Regions from separate parts of the Homo sapiens genome. Here region 1 is linked to region 2. A link is an interaction called in ENCODE POLR2A ChIA-PET data of the cell type or tissue named here. Cell type or tissue: Caco-2. All regions are shown on one strand. Links, peaks and the distances in the headings refer to the core of each region. The heading gives the core; the rest is flanking DNA.

Evidence for each region. ChIA-PET counts read pairs that join two places held together with the same protein. Peaks named below come from ENCODE experiments on the same cell type or tissue, not always from the same donor. Only the 100,000 strongest peaks of a DNase experiment are listed, where the experiment ranks them.
Region 1: POLR2A ChIA-PET joins it to region 2 with 7 read pairs; 2 of 35 experiments call an interaction of 5 or more read pairs at or near these places.

Annotation. Positions count from the first base shown.
Region 1 is chr5:10,126,235-10,134,425 of GRCh38, forward strand. No RefSeq gene overlaps it. Among named protein-coding and RNA genes, the nearest start is that of ATPSCKMT, 120 kb to the right of the region's middle. RefSeq lists an enhancer at 789-1,439. In Caco-2, for the core only: no CTCF peak of the experiment used is centred there; a DNase peak (open chromatin) is centred at 4,837.
Region 2 is chr5:9,922,283-9,930,473 of GRCh38, forward strand. No RefSeq gene overlaps it. Among named protein-coding and RNA genes, the nearest start is that of LINC02112, 23 kb to the left of the region's middle. In Caco-2, for the core only: no CTCF peak of the experiment used is centred there; no DNase peak of the experiment used is centred there.

The sequences.
Region 1 (8,191 bases), core at 2,403-6,402, 200 kb after region 2:
GAAATGACTCCAGACTGGGTGCCTTAAAACAATGGAAATCTATTATCTCACAGATGAGGAGGCCAGACGTCTAAAACCCAGGTGTCTGCAGCGGGAGCTCTGAGAGAGGGCCTGTTGCATGCCTGTCTTCTGCTCCGTGGCCGCAGCCGTCCCTGGCACTCCTTGGCTTACAGACGCTCATTCCCACTCCAACTCCACGTGGCCTTCTCCTCCCCATGTCTCTCTTGGTCTGTGTCCAAATTTCCCTCCTGTAAGGACCTCCATCATTGGATTAAGGCCCATCCTAATCCAGCATGGCCTCATCTCAACATGGCTGCATCTGCACAGGGCCCCCTGTGTTTCCACATTCAGAGAGCAGGGGTTAGGATTCCAACACACCTTTCCCAGGATACGGTTCAACGCACAACACTACCCAAGGCCTGCTTTCTCCTCAGGGCCCCACTGGTACTAGCAGTGGATGGGGAAGGCTGAGTGCCCTCCCATATGGCCAAGGGAGGCCCAGATGCAGCCCACACACGGCACTGCCATGGCCCAGACAGCCCATGGAGGGGGGAGCCCCACCTACTACAGCTGGCCACTGATGGCCAGGCCTCCATGGTGCCAGGGAAGAAGATGACAAGGACTGACAATTCTTCCCCCACCAGCGCAGACACAGACAGCCAGGGTTGCTCAGCACTGCACGCCATGCAGCCCCAGACAAAGGGAAGAAGACCGCAAACCAACTGAATTCACACATCAGGCACCTAGCAGAGCAGGGCCCAGGCAGACAACAGAGCTGCAGGCCAATCGCGATGGCCCCTGGCCTGCACCCCTGTGTATGGTGGGGTTCTGCCCTCCTAGGGAATCTGCCGCAGCCACAGCCCTGCTGGGAGTCAGGTGTATCCGGCACAAGGGTGGGCCCTGTGTGAGACTCATCTCCTGGGACCAGAGTGACACAGGCTTAGTGGCACTACCTGGTGTGCCCTCCCCCACCCCAACTGGTCCTGTTCCCAGATCCCCCAGGCATGATGAAGGGGATTCAGTGGGGAGGGGAAGGACAGGGCTCTGTTATTCAGACCCACAAGACACTGGGGCAGGCACACCACAGCACAAAGGGAGTGCAGGGAGAGGGGCTTTCTCCCAGCTCCCGGCCTCAGGGAGCACAAAACCCTGGGCACCCCGAGGGCTCCAGCATTTCCGTGGAGCAGTAGAGGTTCCCGAGGCACCATGCCCGGGAATGGCAGTGCCTGAGAGGTGGTGGCGCTGGGGAAGCGAGGCTCACTTGGGGACCCTCCACGCAGTGCAGGAGGCCGCCAGCTCCAGGAGCTGCTGCAGAAGAAGGAGATAGACTATGGGGAAGAGGGTGGGACTGCTTCATGAGAACCAAGGAAAAGCCCCCAGACTCCCAGCAACAGAAGGACCTTCAAAGTCCCCCGGCATAGCAGGAGATAGGTGTCATCAGTGTGCAGGCAGCTCCGTTAGGACTTCACGGCACAGCCTGGGGAGCCCAGAATAAGCTCCCATTCCCACTGCTTAGCTGCACAATTGAGCTCATCCGTTTCAGGTCCAGCATGGAGCCAGTTTCCAAAATGCCACCTACATATTCTATGGTTCAATCAACATCATGGCAAACTAAACAGTAGGCAGCCACCTGGCTGTCATTCTGCCCTGAAGGGTAAGATGACGAGGTCTGTTGTTATGAACTGAAGTTTGTGTCCCCCCAGAATTCACATGCTGAAGCTCTAACACCCAGTGTGGCTGTATTTGGAGAGGGGGCCTCTAAGGAAGTAATTAAATGAGGTCATCAGGGTGGGGTTCTGATCTGATAGGATTAGTTCTTATGAGAAGAGACACCACAGAGCCCACTCACTCTCTCTGCCTGCACCCAGGATATGTGAGGAGGCACACGGGTTGTCCACAAGCCAGGAAGAGAGCCCTCGCCAGGATTCGAAGCGGCTAGAACCTTGATCTCGGACTTCAGCCTCCAGAACTGCGAGAAAATAAATGTCTATGTCTTAAACCACCCAGTCTGTGGTATTTTGTTACAGCAACCTGAGAGGACTAATACATCTGTCCATCCAATACCTCCCCAAGGCCAGTCCCTGGAGGGGCTCCAGAGTGGCAGCTTTAGCACTGTTGAGAAGAAGAAATGATATCCTCGGCCAACCGCACCCAGAATCTCAGGCAGTTATGGGGAGGGAGGCTCAAATGCAGATTCCCCTTGAGGCCAAGAGATCCTGATTCTGGGGTCTGGACGGGAGCTGGGTCTGTCCGTTGTTAGCCAGGCCTCACTGTCTGCCACCGTGACTCTGATGCAGAGGACTCCTCAGCACACTTCAGCCAATGGCTGGAGTGAGAAAAGGGAGCCCCAGCGGCGGTTGGTGAGGTGTGAGTGTTAGGTTCCTAACAGGATGAGGGATAGAAAGAGCTGAACTTCCAGAGAAAGAATCAGACCATGAGAAGACAAACCTCAAGAGCACTCTCACTTCCTGTGTTTCTCCTTCATGAAATTAATCTTACACAAAGAAATGATAAATATTTGAGGTGATAGATACTATGATTTGATCTTTACACATTGTATTCATGTCTCAAAATATCACATCTACCCCATAAATATGTGCAAATATTATGCATCAATTTTTGAAATGAAAAAAATAATTTTTAATGACAAAGTAATATATGATATAATATATGACATTAGTTTGGTTGAAGCATTGACATTCTGATAACATTAATATCTTTTCCTTTTTCCAAAGGAAATGGCTATTAGAAATTGGGGCCAGGCAACCAACCCAAATGTCCATCAATGATAGACTGGATTAAGAAAATGTGGCACATATACACCATGGAATACTATGCAGTCATAAAAAAGGATGAGTTCATGTCCTTTGTAGGGACATGGATGAAGCTGGAAACCATCATTCTGAGCAAGCTATCACAAGGACAGAAAACCAAACACCGCATGTTCTCACTCATAGGTGGGAACTGAACAATGAGGACACTTGCACACAGGATGGGGAACATCATACACCAGGGCCTGTTGTGGGGTGGGGGGAGGGGGTAGGGATAACATTAGGAGATATACCTAATGTAAGTGACGAGTTAATGCGTGCGGCACACCAACATGGCACATGTATACATATGTAACAAACCTGCACATTGTGCCCATGTACCCTAGAACTTAAAAAAAAGAAAAAAAATAGAAATTGGGGCCAGGCATGGTGGCTCATGCCTATAATCCCAGCACTTTGGGAGGCAGAGGCAGGTGGATTGCTAGAACCCAGGAGTTTGAGACCAGCCTGGGCAATATGACAAAAAGCCGTCTCTACAAAAAATACAAACATTAGCCAGGTGTGATAGTGCACACCTGCAGACTGAGGTGGGAGGATCACCTGAGCCTGGGAGGTCGAGACTGCAGTGGGCTGTGATTAAGCCACTGCACTCCAGCCTGGGTGACAGAGCAAGACCCTGTCTCAAAAAAAAAAAAGAAAAAGAAAGAAATCGGTGCATAACCTTTCAGACCTGTTACATACCTTTACATACATACAAATTCCCATATGAAATATACAAAATTATTCAGTGTGTGTTTTTGATACAAATTATATCCTACTTTACGTATTATCCTCTAATTTGCTTTTTTCATGCAACAGTACTTCCTGAAACTCTATCAATGTCAGCATATTAAATTCCATTTATACCTTTAACTGCTGTATAATAGTTCAATGTATAAATAAAATGCATTATATATTTGACTATTGGTGGGCAGTTATCAGTTCCAGTTCTTCTCTATTACAAAGATTCAATGACCATTGTTCTACATGTTTCATTGTTCACATTATAAGTGCTTTCTTTTTCTCTTTTCTTTTCTTTTTTTTTTTTTTTCTTTTGAGACGGAGTCTCGCTCTGTCACCCAGGCTGGAGTGCAGTGGTGTGATCTCGGCTCACTGCAACCTCTGGCTCCCGGGTTCATGTGATTCTCCTGTCTCAGCCTCCCAAGTAGCTGGGACTACGGGCGCCCGCCACCATGCCCAGCTAATTTTTTTATATTTTTAGTAGAGACAGCGTTTCACTATATTGGCCAGGCTGGTCTCGAACTCCTGACCTCGTGATCCACCCGCCTCAGCCTCCCAAAGTGCTGGGATGACAGGCATGAGCCATCAGGCCTAGCCCCCAGACTGCACATTTAAGCGGCTGAACGGGGGATACTTCCCAACACTTTGTCCTCTCACTCTAGCTGACATTAGAAAGCTTTTCATCATTTGATGATCTGATGAGTAAAAGAGACTTCACTGTAGTTTTAATTTGCTTTTACCAGATTAAAAATGAGATTGAGCATTTTCCCATATGTTTAATAGCCATTTGTATTCACGCTCCTATAAATTTCTTTTCATATCTTTTGACCATTCTTCTATTGGATAGTTTTCTTTTTCTTACTAATTTATGGAAGTTCATTGAATATTCAGCATATTATGGCTTTATCTGTTGCATATATTTTTCCTCGGGCTGTCAATTGCCTTTTAACTCTGTTTACAGTACATTCTTTATGATACCATAGTTTTAATTTTTATCTAACCAAGTTATTCATGCTTTCCTTTACAATTTGTGCTTTAAGGCCTCTACTTGGGGAAAATGGATCATGGCTCCTGCAGGTGTGTCTGTATCCTAGTCTGGATCCTATAAATATTACCTTATCTAGAAAAAGGGTCTTTGCAGATGGGATTAAGTGAGTGATCTTGAGATAAGGAGATGACCCTGGATTATCCAGGTGGCCCTAAATACCATCACCAGTGTCCTTATAAGGGAGGCAGAGGGAAGTCAGACTCACACAGAGGAAAAGGTCATGTGAAGACAGAGGCAGAGACTGGAGTGCTGTGACCTCAAGCCGAGAGACTCCTGAAGCCCTGGGCATTCCAGAAGCTGAAAGAGGCCAGCAACAACGCTTCCTAGAGCCTCCAGAGCGGGCATGGCCTTGAGGACATCAAGATTACAGACTTCCTGCCTTCAGACTGAGATAATAAATGGATGTTGCTGGTTTTAAGCCACCAAGAAGCTCCAGTTTATTGTACAATTTGTTGCAGTGGTGATATAGGACACTAAAGTACTACTCAAGGTTTGGGGGGGTGGGGAAAGCCTATATTTTCTTCAAGTGGTTTTAAAGTTTTACTTCTGCATTCAAGTCTTTAATCCCTATGAAATTTATTTCTTTGGGAAATTAAATTCAAGCCTTTTTTTTTCCTGCAGATAACCAATGGTTCCCATAGTACTTATTGAATATCTGTGTTAGTCTAGGTCCTCTGAGAAGCAGGAGCCAGGATGAGATGAAATGAGCAGGGGTGGCTGGGCGCGGTAGCTCACACCTGTAATCCCAGCAATTTGGGAGGCCGAGGCGGGCGGATCACCTAAGGTCGGGAGTTTGAGACCAGCTGACCCTCATGGCGAAACCCCGTCTCTACTAAAAAATACAAAAAAACTAGCCAGGCTTGGTGGCACACACCTGTAATCCCAGCTACTTGGGAGGCTGAGACAGGAGAATCACTTGAACCCAGGAGGCAGAGGTTGGGATGAGGAAGATCACGCCATTGCACTCCAGCCCGGGTAACAAGAGCGAAACTCCATCTTAAAAAAAAGGAAAAAAAATAAAAGGGAAAAAAGAAATGAGCAGGGGGACTACTGGGTATTACTGGATATCTACCCAGAGGAAAAGAAGTCATTATTCGAAAAAGATGCTTGCCCACGGATGTTTATAGCAGCACAATTTACAATTGCAAAATCGTAGAACCAACCCAAATGCCCACCAATCAACAAATGGATAAAGAAACTGTGATATATATAGATATCATATATATCATATATGATGGAATACTACACAGCCATAAAAAGGAATGAATTAACAGCATTTGTGGTGACCTGGATGAGATTGGAGACTATTATTCTAAGTGAAGTAACTCACGAATGGAAAACCAAACATTGTATGTTCTCACTGATATGTGGGAGCTAAGCTGTGAGGACACAAAAGCATAAGAATGATACAGTGGACTTTGGGGACTTGGGGGGAAGAGTGGGATGGGGCCAAGGGATAAAAGGCAACAATAGGGTGCAGTGTATACTGCTTAGGAGATGGGTGCACCAAAATCTCACAAATCACCACTAAAGAACTTAACTCATGTAACCAAATACCACCTGTTCTCCAATAACTTATGGAAAAATAAGATTTAAAAATAAGAATTAAAAAAAAATGAGCAGGGGTTTATTAGGGGAATCACCTTTGAGAGATCGGGGGTAAGAACGGAGGAGGCTGGTGGAGGACAGCTGGAAAGAGGATGGGAAGGAGGCATTCTAGATGCCCACAGTCTAAGGGGGAGCCCCTAGTCAAAGGCACCCATCAGAAGAGGCCTGCGTCTCCCAGGAAGAGCCGGTCCTAGCTCCCCTGCTCGCAGGCAGGAGCTGGTGCAATGGACTTCCCAGAGCGGGGCCTTGCTCATTACCCTGTGTAGCTGAAGCTCTGCAAGGTGCATTCCCGTGGCCACCAGCCCACTTTTTCCCACTGACTTGAGAGCCACCTCTGTCACCAAATCTGCTCATGCACAGTCAATCACTTCCTCACCCTCGCCAGTGTCCCACTGCTTTCGCCACTGCATCTTAAGAGTCCGTCCAGGTCCTCGGGAAGAAAAGCATCCTGCCCTTCTCCTTCTCCTGGGACCCAGTAGCTTTGGCTTTTATTCTGTGTTTACTCGTTCGTATGAAATCTAGAATGGATTTATCAACTTCCTGGAAAAATCTTGTAGAGATTTTGATTGGCAACTCATTGAATTTATAAGCTCGTTTGAGAAAATGTGACCTCCTTACCACATGGAACCTTCCCATTTTTTAACATAATTCATCTCTCCTTTTATTTAGGCTTTTTTTTATGTCCTACTATGACATTTTGCAGATTTCTCCATCTAGGTTTCACATTTTTTTAAAAAGACTTTTTTTTTTAAGAGCAGTTTTAGGTTCAAATCAAAATTGGGAGGAAGGTACGCAGACTTCCCTTATCCCCTCTGTCCCCACACACACGCACAGCCCCTCAGACACAGCTGGCATCCACACCAGAGCATATGTTTCTTACACTCCATCCACCCACACTGATATGTCAGTATCACCCAAAATCCATGGTTTAAATTAGGGTTCCTCCTTGGTGCTCTTCATTCTATGTGTTTGAACACACGTATAATGACATGTATCCACCATTACAATAACACACAGAGAATTTTCACTGCCCTAAAAATTTTCTGTCTTCCACCTATCCATCCATCCCCCCAACCCTAGGCAACCACTGGTCTTTCTACTGTCCCCATAGTTTTGCCTTTTCCAGAATGTCATATATTTGGGAGCAGATGTATGTAGCATTTTCAGGTTAGTTTATTTCACTCAGCAGCATGCATTTAAGTTCTTCCATGTCTTTTTATGACTTGATAGCTCATTTTTTAACACTGAATAGTATTCCACTGTCTGGATGTACCACAGTTTGTTTATCCATTCACCTACTGCAGGACCTCTTGGTTGCTTCCAGGTTAGGGTAATTATGAATAAAGCTGCTATAAACATCCATATGCAGGTTTTGTGTGGACAGAAGTTTTCAACTCATTTGAGTAAATACCAAGGAAAGTGACTGCTGGATCCTATGGTAAGAGTATGTTTTCTTTTATAGGAAACTGCCAAACTGTCCTCCAAAGTGGCCACACCATTCTGCATTTCCACCAGCAATGAATGAGAGCTCCTGCTGCTCTACGTTCTCACCAGGATTCAGTGTTGTCGGCATCCTGGATCTGGGCCATTCTAATAGCTATGTAGTGACATCTCATGGTCATTTGGTTTTAACACTTTTTTGTTAGATTTTGCATCTGGGCTGTGTTCACTTGTGAGTTAGAGGAAATCTAAACACCAATGGCTGTAACCAGTAAGGTCCCCTACCTCTTTGTCTCTCCCTCCCAACCTCACCCTTCACCAAGAAGCCCAAGGTAAGGCAGCCCAGGCCAGTGATTTGCTCCAGGAGATCATCAAGGAACTGAGCATCTTCTGTCTTTTCCTCCACCATCTTCAGCAGAAAGTGGTCACAATGTGATCCCAAGAAGCCTGCTGTACCTCCTGGTATCTTGTCTGTATTCCAGGCAGGAAGAAGGTGGAAGAGCCAACAGCAGCTTCTTACCAAGTGCTGTCTTCTTATCTGATG
Region 2 (8,191 bases), core at 2,613-6,612:
TACCCTTTAGAGCTTGCTGGAGAAGTAAACAAGCATCCAATGCAAATTGGGTTATACTTAGTTCTAGTTAAAGAAGAAAAATAGCTAAAGGGGACATTGAGTCATGAGTTCTTCTAAAAACAAAGAGGTAAACACAGAAAACTTGTAATTAGGAAATATCTAGGGACTTTATATGCATACAGGCAAAATGCGATACTGATTAGATTAATTTTTTTCTACTGAGTTTTGCTATGTAGCAAAATTCAACCTGTTGAAGTGGATGAGCAGCTATGCCCTGAGCAACCACATTTACACCAGCCCTGGCCAGCCTGAGGCACCAACAGACTGAAATGCAGATCTGCTATGAGTTCTCATTGGGCTTTTGCTATAAAATATTCATGGTGAATTACAAAGGATCATTTGAATCACAATCTCTAGAAACATGTTGGAAAGGAGAAAGGCATCAAATTGCATCTTAGGCTTTTATCTTTTTTTACATGCCACTCTAAAGTAATTACAGATTATTCAGGCCAATGTTAAACTCAAATTTTTAAAAATCAACATTTATAATAAAATGACCTGCTGATTTCTTACCCTGCTCACCATATGGTGATTTATATGGTGCAATGAGGGCCCACTACTGCCTCCTGGTGGTAATGTATCTTAATTGCAGGAACCATTTTACAAAAAATAGTTATGCTTTGAAAGATGAAACATGAAGTTACAAATACTGTGACCTAAAAAATACAGACTTGACATCTGTGGTAGGAGAGATATGCCCAACCATCCATTCTTACCATTTGAGGGAACCTATTGTGAGCTGAGTGTTGAATTAGGGAACAAAATTTCTACCTTGAAAATTCAGTTTCATCAATAGAAAAATTCAGATTACTCAAGCCAAATGATCAAATGTCACTAGAAAAGGAAACACATAGTATAATCAGGTGGTGTTAACTCAATATACATAATTTTTTAACCCAGAAACACAATAACATTTTTCAGACAGCTTGACATAAATGTGGACGGGACACCTACTTGATTTCTCTAAAATTGGTTTAAGGAACTGATTGACCCATCCTTCATTAATCACCCCTGAGTTTTTCTCCCTAACAATTTTGGTCATGCAAAATCTCCAGAAGTCTTTGTGCCAAGTGTCTAACCCAACTCTATTTTGTATACCTCAAAATCCAATTCAAATTCAACTTTCTTCATATGATTTTTCTTTCCCACTCAGAATTAAAGTGATTTCTCCTTCTAGCAGTTAGATTGGCAAAAATAAAAACTATGATCCTGTCTACAATAGTTACCTCCACCCCTTTATGTTTATATAATATTACACCATTGACATCCTTTGCCCCACCTGTCATGGTACTTTGCTGAGCTATGTGTTTGTTTGCTTACTGTGTATTTCTGCCACTAGAATGGAAGTCTCATGATGGCAGGAACCTTGCCTGCTCTGATACTTTAAGGAGCATACCAAGCTCCTGAAATACTGCCGTGCACGTAGATGCTCACTAAATATTTTCTGAATGAACTATCAGTCAGTGTTAGTGAAGGTATTATAGTCAAACTCTTAAACTTTCTGGTGAGAATGTAAAAATTATTCAGAGGACAGTTTGTTAATACACATCAAATTTCATTATAAAATATAACAATTAAATATAAGAAATGTTTGTCAATAGAATAGAAATTATATCAATAGTAAGCTATACAGCCATCAGAAATGATGATATCCAACTATATTTACAGACACAAAAAAAGGTCCTTGACATATATTTAAAATTAAAAAGCAGAGTTTGCAATAGCATGTGTGATGGTTAATTTTAATATGTTAACTTGACTGGGCTACAAGGTGCCCAGATATTTGTTCAAACATAATTGTGGGTATTTCTGTAAGGATGTTTTTGGGTGTGATTAGCATTTAAATTGGTAGATTGAGTAAAAGAGATTGCCCACCCTAATGTAGGTGGGTCTCAACCAGTCATCCAAGAACTTGAACAAAAAGACTGCCCCTACCCCAAATAAAGAAGATTCTTCCAGACTGACTGCCTTTGAACTGGGACATTGACTTTTTCCTGCCTTTGATCTTGAACTGAAACATTGGCTCTTCCTTGAGCTTGCCAGCCTTCAGACTAAAACTATACTGTCAGCCCTATTGACTTTCAGGCCTTCAGACTCGAGCTGGAACTAAACCATCAGCTCTCTTGAATCTCTAGCTTGCCAACTCACTCTGGAGTGAGTGAGATATTGAAACTTGCCAAACTCTATTATCATGTGAGCCTATTACTTATAATAAATATCTTTCTGTGCATACATATACCTCCTATTGGTTCCATTTCTCTGGAGAACCCTGACTAGAACAGTGTATAGTAGGATCTCATTGTGCTAAAATATTAGAACTATGTAGATCTAGTTTCTGTAGTGTGCCCAGTTTGTTCATGCCTCCCTGTATTCATGCCTTTCTATGGTTCCTTTCACAATGACTCTAGGCTTAGTCATGCAACTTCCTTTTCACCAGTGAGACAATAGCAAACATGACTTAAGCAATGACTTGAAAAGTGCTTGCGTATTGGAGTTGCCTTTCTGCTGCTCTTGAAACCTGAGACAGCCTTGTGAACCAGACCAAGCAGCCTCGTGCAGCAAGAGAAGCCACTGAAGAAAGGATTTAGCTCTCCTACCCATGCTAGTCAAGACCCATCACCAGCTCACTGCCCACACAGGACCAAGCTCAGCTGAGGTTGAGGGGAGCTGCCCCCTCCCACTTCCCTCTCACATTCTGAACAGGCGACACCACCTCTGGGTGCATCTGACCCCTCATTCTCACTACTGAGCACCCATGGACTGAAACATGGTGGCACATTACTGCAAATCATGGGCAACTTAACACCACCATTCAACAGCTGCAGTCACCTGAGACTGGCCTGGACCAGAACTGACCAGCTGAACCCAGCCCAAATTGCAACCTTAATAATTGCAGACTATGCTGAATTTTTTTTATCTTGCCCAAATTCCTATCTAAGGGGTCTGGGGAGTCATACCCTACAAACTATAAATTCTCACCAGATGGGTTTTATTTAACCCTATATATCGTGACTTACTTTCCAAATCCAATATGGCATATAACACTATGTGACAAAGAAGAAAGTCAACATATTTTATCCCAAAACATGTTTCTTTGCCATATTTTAAAATGGTCCTGCAAAGCTGTCCTTTCTGGGTAAAAATGTACATTTGTAAAGAATCTCTATTAACATAGCTAGATCTTTTTCTTCCAGGCCTCCCAATCCTCAGGAGATTAAGTAGGAGTCTAACACCTTTTACAGGAAACATTTGTCATCTATTGTCTCTAAGGGCAGCCACTGTAAGACTTCAAAAGAACCCAGGTCTCCACAATCTTTTATTTTAACCTGAAGGTTTTCTTTCTATTGATCCCAGGTCTTTAGACAAACTCAACCAATTGTCAGTAGGAAAATGTTTAAATTTACCTATAGCCTGGAAGCCCCTCCCACTTTGAGTTGTCCTGCCTTTCTGAACCAATGTGTTTCTCAAATGTAATTTGATTGATGTCTCATGCCTCCCTAAAATGTATAAAACCAAGTTGCACCCCAACCACCTTGGGCACTTGTTCTCAGGACCTCCTGAGGGCTGTGTCACAGGCCATGGTCACTCATATTTGGCTCAGAATAAATCTTTTCAAACATTTTACAGAGTTTGAGTCTTTTTGTTGACAGAATCATTTATTAAATGGTTAGCATTTCAAGCCACTAAGCTTTGAGATGGTTTGTAATGAAGCAAAGACTAACTGATATGTTACTATAGAACAACAACAACTAAAAAAAAAAGCCTAGAAGGCTATATCCTAAATTGTTAATAGTGGTTACCTCTATGTAGAAATTACAGATGACTTCTGGTTCATTCTTTTTAGCATCTCTGCATACTGTTTATAATAAGTGCATATTATGTCTGCAAGCATAAAAAACAATTAAAATCCATTTCATTTTGAAAAATAATTTTTAAATTGATCTCTCCCTTCTTAGATTTCCTGCAGTAATTACTGTTTGCATGACTAATTCACCAATTAACCATGAAGTGTTTTGATATCAAAAACTGATATTTAAGGCTTTCATTGTTATTTGACTATGGCAATGGAACATGCAGTGATACTTTTTAAAAATGCTGTGTATCATCCATAGTTATTAAGCCTATGACTGGCATACAGCATGGAGCCACCAATGATATTATTTACTTTGATTTGAAATCACTGTTTTGTATTAACAAATAAGGCAGAGTAAAGAGTAGAATATCTGCAAGAAGAGGAGAGGTCCTGGCAATGGCAGTGTCCAAAATAAACCTGAGTTACCTGAAAACTCAACACCAAAGCATTTAGTGCCCACTTGCAACTGCCTATGCCCTGTGGTAAGAGTGGGGATTCCTGTGGCCATGCCACGATTCTCTGCTCAATGTCCAATTTCAAGCTTAATTCAGATTGATTTAAACATGCATATACATATCTACCAGAGAATTAAACAAACCATGGAAATTTAGAATACAAATTAAAATTTCTTCTAGAGACCTAATCTGGAAAAAGAATAGTATTTGAAAACTAGTAAAGCAAACAATGTAGAAAAAATGGCTTAAGCAAAAAGGGTTCAGATGTGAAAGAAATCATCCTTAACTAACTTTCCAGAATTTAATTTTTAAAGAATATGGCCAAGAAGTCAAAATTTATTCACCTCCATCGAAGTTGATGAAGAAATGTAAGAAAGCAGGTGTTATGTAGCTTTATTTGATTTTTCAAAAAGACTCCATGTAAAGCTTTAAGAGAGAGAACAAAATAGTAGATGACAAAAACTAAGCAAATACTAGATTAAGAAACTAAAGTGAGCCTCCCTTGCCTTCAACTTTGAGTTAGCAAGGAGAGTCACTGGCTCCTTCAAGGAGCACTGCCACGCATCATAAAGCTAAGTGGCTCTGACAAGGATCTGAACAACAGGGCTCTAAAATCTGCTGACAACACTAAAATGGGAGTTGCAAAGAAGAATGAGGAGCTGTGTGACCAGGTTTAAAGGAATCTCAATCATTTAGGTAATTGGGCCAGCAGATGGCAAATGCAGTGCATTCTGGAAGACTGTGAAATAATTAGTCTGAAAGACAGAAGCTAATCTAGTAATAATGATCTTCCATTTATGTAGCATTATTTTTTACAAAGCACCTTTCACCAAGTGGTTCCCATAGTGCCTTCTGTAATGATCATGCATGGTATGTTAATGTGTTCACAGTGATAGAACAGGCACTCTTGGTGGAACAGTGTAATCTGCACGACTGTCGCCCAGAAGAGAAGGTGATGCCCGAAGGAGAGGTGGGAAACTCCCAAGGTGATTCGCCAAATAGAAATACCTTTTGGACACTAAGGTTAGAGAACTAAACCAGCAGGATGTTTGCTTGAATTTGAATGATGACTCATGAAGGATCAGAATGCTATTTCCTTGGGGTGAGATTAAAAAATATGTGTGTACCAGGATTTAGAGGTTTATCTCTAAATAAAGGCTGAAAGAATTTAGCTTTATCTTTCTAAAATGATAAAAGCACCACACATCTTTTTTTAAAAAAACAACAACTACTTTCAGTTAGCCAAGTGAAACTTTTCAGTTTTGTAAATAATTCCCAAGGTTAAACAGGAAACATGCTGAGTAGTTCAAGGGAGAGTGGAGAGAACATTGTTTCACAGGCTGCATTTGCTTCCCTCCCTCAGAAGCAAACCTCTTCTCTCCCCCTCTACTCCCCTTCTTCTAGAACTTAGTCAAAGCAGAGTTTGTAGGATCAATATGGCCAGGGGCTGCCATATTGATCAGAGCAGCTCTAGAGAGTGAATCAGGCTGTGGTGCCCTAGAAAGAAATATCAGAAGGTCTGTTTCCAATGTCCTGTGTGACCTGAAGCTCTTCCTTCTCTAAATCATTATTAGCCATAAACGTTCACTGCAGATGATCATTTCTTAATCAGAAAAATACTTCTTTACTGCACTTGGCTCTTTTCCACTCATGCTAACAGATACCACATTTCCCCATGTCCCTTTCTCCCTGGCATAAAACACACCTTTCCTCTACCTGTGCGGAACAGCCCATGCTTCCTCCTCTGCCCTGCCCCCTCCCACTTCCCTCTCACATTCTGAACAGGCGACACCACCTCTGGGTGCATCCAACACCTCATTCGCACTACTGAGCACCCATGGACTGAAACGTGGTGGCACATTACTGCAAATCACAGGCAACTTAACACCACCATTCAACAGCTGCAAGCAAGCCATTCCAAGCAGAGGAATTCTCACAGTCACGGTGCTTCAATAACGCATTAGAGCTTTTTGAGTTTCTTGTCTGTCTTACAGTTGTTGTTATTTTTGTGTTAGCTAGCAAACAAAGCTACATAAACTGTTATGAAAAGTATGCCCTCTAAGACCTGCCTAATTTTATCTAATTCCAGGATCCTAAAAATTTTTCTGGGTGTGAATTTTGTTCCATTTTCTTCCAGGAAAGTCTAAGAGTGTGTTACCCAAATAGTGCTCCACCAGGAGAAATCCAAAGCTGGTAAGATGTGCCTGAGGATCTGGCAAAAATCAGCATCCATGGTCTTGGGGATTGCAAATATTCTGCTTGCAGCCTCTTCGTAGATTCTTTTACAGATGGCAATTTTATATTGCTTTACACTGTAACAAGAAGGAAATAAATGGGGCTCTTATACTTCTCCTCTTCACTGATGCCAGGAGAACATAGCCTCTGGTTCCCACCAGCAGGACCTTCTCACTGTTCTTGGCACAAGAAGATGCCAGCAAGTAAAAGTTGCTAAGCATTGCTTTTAGATTGAAAATAAGATGCACATGGTAGGTTTCACTGCATGACTTAAGCAAAGTGCCAGGTTCTGTTTTCTTTTAAATATTCTCACTAGAGGGATGGGAGAGGGGAGAAAAAGTGTCAGAATAATCTACAAATCAAAATGCTTTTTAATGGGGATGTGGACCACGGCTTTCCTTTGCTGGTTTCATGAAACCTTTGCACACTCAGGAGAAGAATGCATGTTAGCTGGTATGAGCGCTGCTGGCAGTCTCCATGGAGTGGGGATGGAGGAGTGCAGATTCCTTTTAAAACATTATTGAAGGTTCTTCTCAGCCATCCACACCACACATTGATCTTCTGTCACAGCTCTATGTCTGGAGGGCTGGTACTCTCCATTGATCCACAGAGAGCATTTTTAGTGCATCAAAGAAATACAGAAGGTGGGACTCAGAGGGAAAATCAGGAACCACACTTTTAGTGCTGGACACAGCTCAGCAGTATAAAAGTCACATAAAATATTAAGCTGAACTTGAGATTTTTTTTTTTAATGTTGTGAAATCTGTTGACATATGAGACTCAATGGGACACAAAAAACGGAAAGGATTAATACCTCTTTTAATGGAAAAATCTCCCCTGACGGAACAGAAGCAAGCCCTAGGACCTGATAAACTGAATCCCACATTCATCTTTCTGCAAAGGACCTTAGGTTGTAAATCACAAGTGTCTAGGCTGAAAAGTTCAATCAGTCAAGATGCGGTGGTAATGGGTCAAGGTCATGCATCAATCCAAAGACAGACTGGTTAGTTTTACTCCACAGTCAAAGGTTATGCCCCATCCGGATGATAAAATCTGTGCTCTTCTCAGGAGCAAGGAGGTGGCTGGCCTGATAGAGCCTGTCACAGCAAGGGACAAAACTACTATAAAGACAGAGCTTCCCACCCAAGCCAGCATGCCAGCCACCCATGGAAGTCCTACCTGTGCCACAAGGTCAGACTCAGGGTCCCTGTTTCAGTCAGCTTAGGCTGCCATAACAGAATGCCACAGACTGAGTGGCTTAAACAACAGAAATGTATTTTCCCATAATTCTGGAGGCTGAAGGTCCCAGATCAGGATGCCGGCGGGGTTGGGTTCTGGTAAATGCCCTCTTCCTGGCTTGCCTTTCCTCAGTGCAAATGCATGGAGAGAGGGAGAAAGAGATGACTCTTCCTCTTTTTTTTTTTTTTTTTTTTTTTTTGAGACAGAGGCTCACTTTGTCGCCAGGCTGGAATGCTGTGGCACGATCTCAGCTCATTGCAACCTCTGACTCCCTGGTTCAAGGGATTCTCCTGACTCAGCCTCCTGAGTAGCTGAGATTACAGGCACGTGCCACCGCACCCGGCTAATT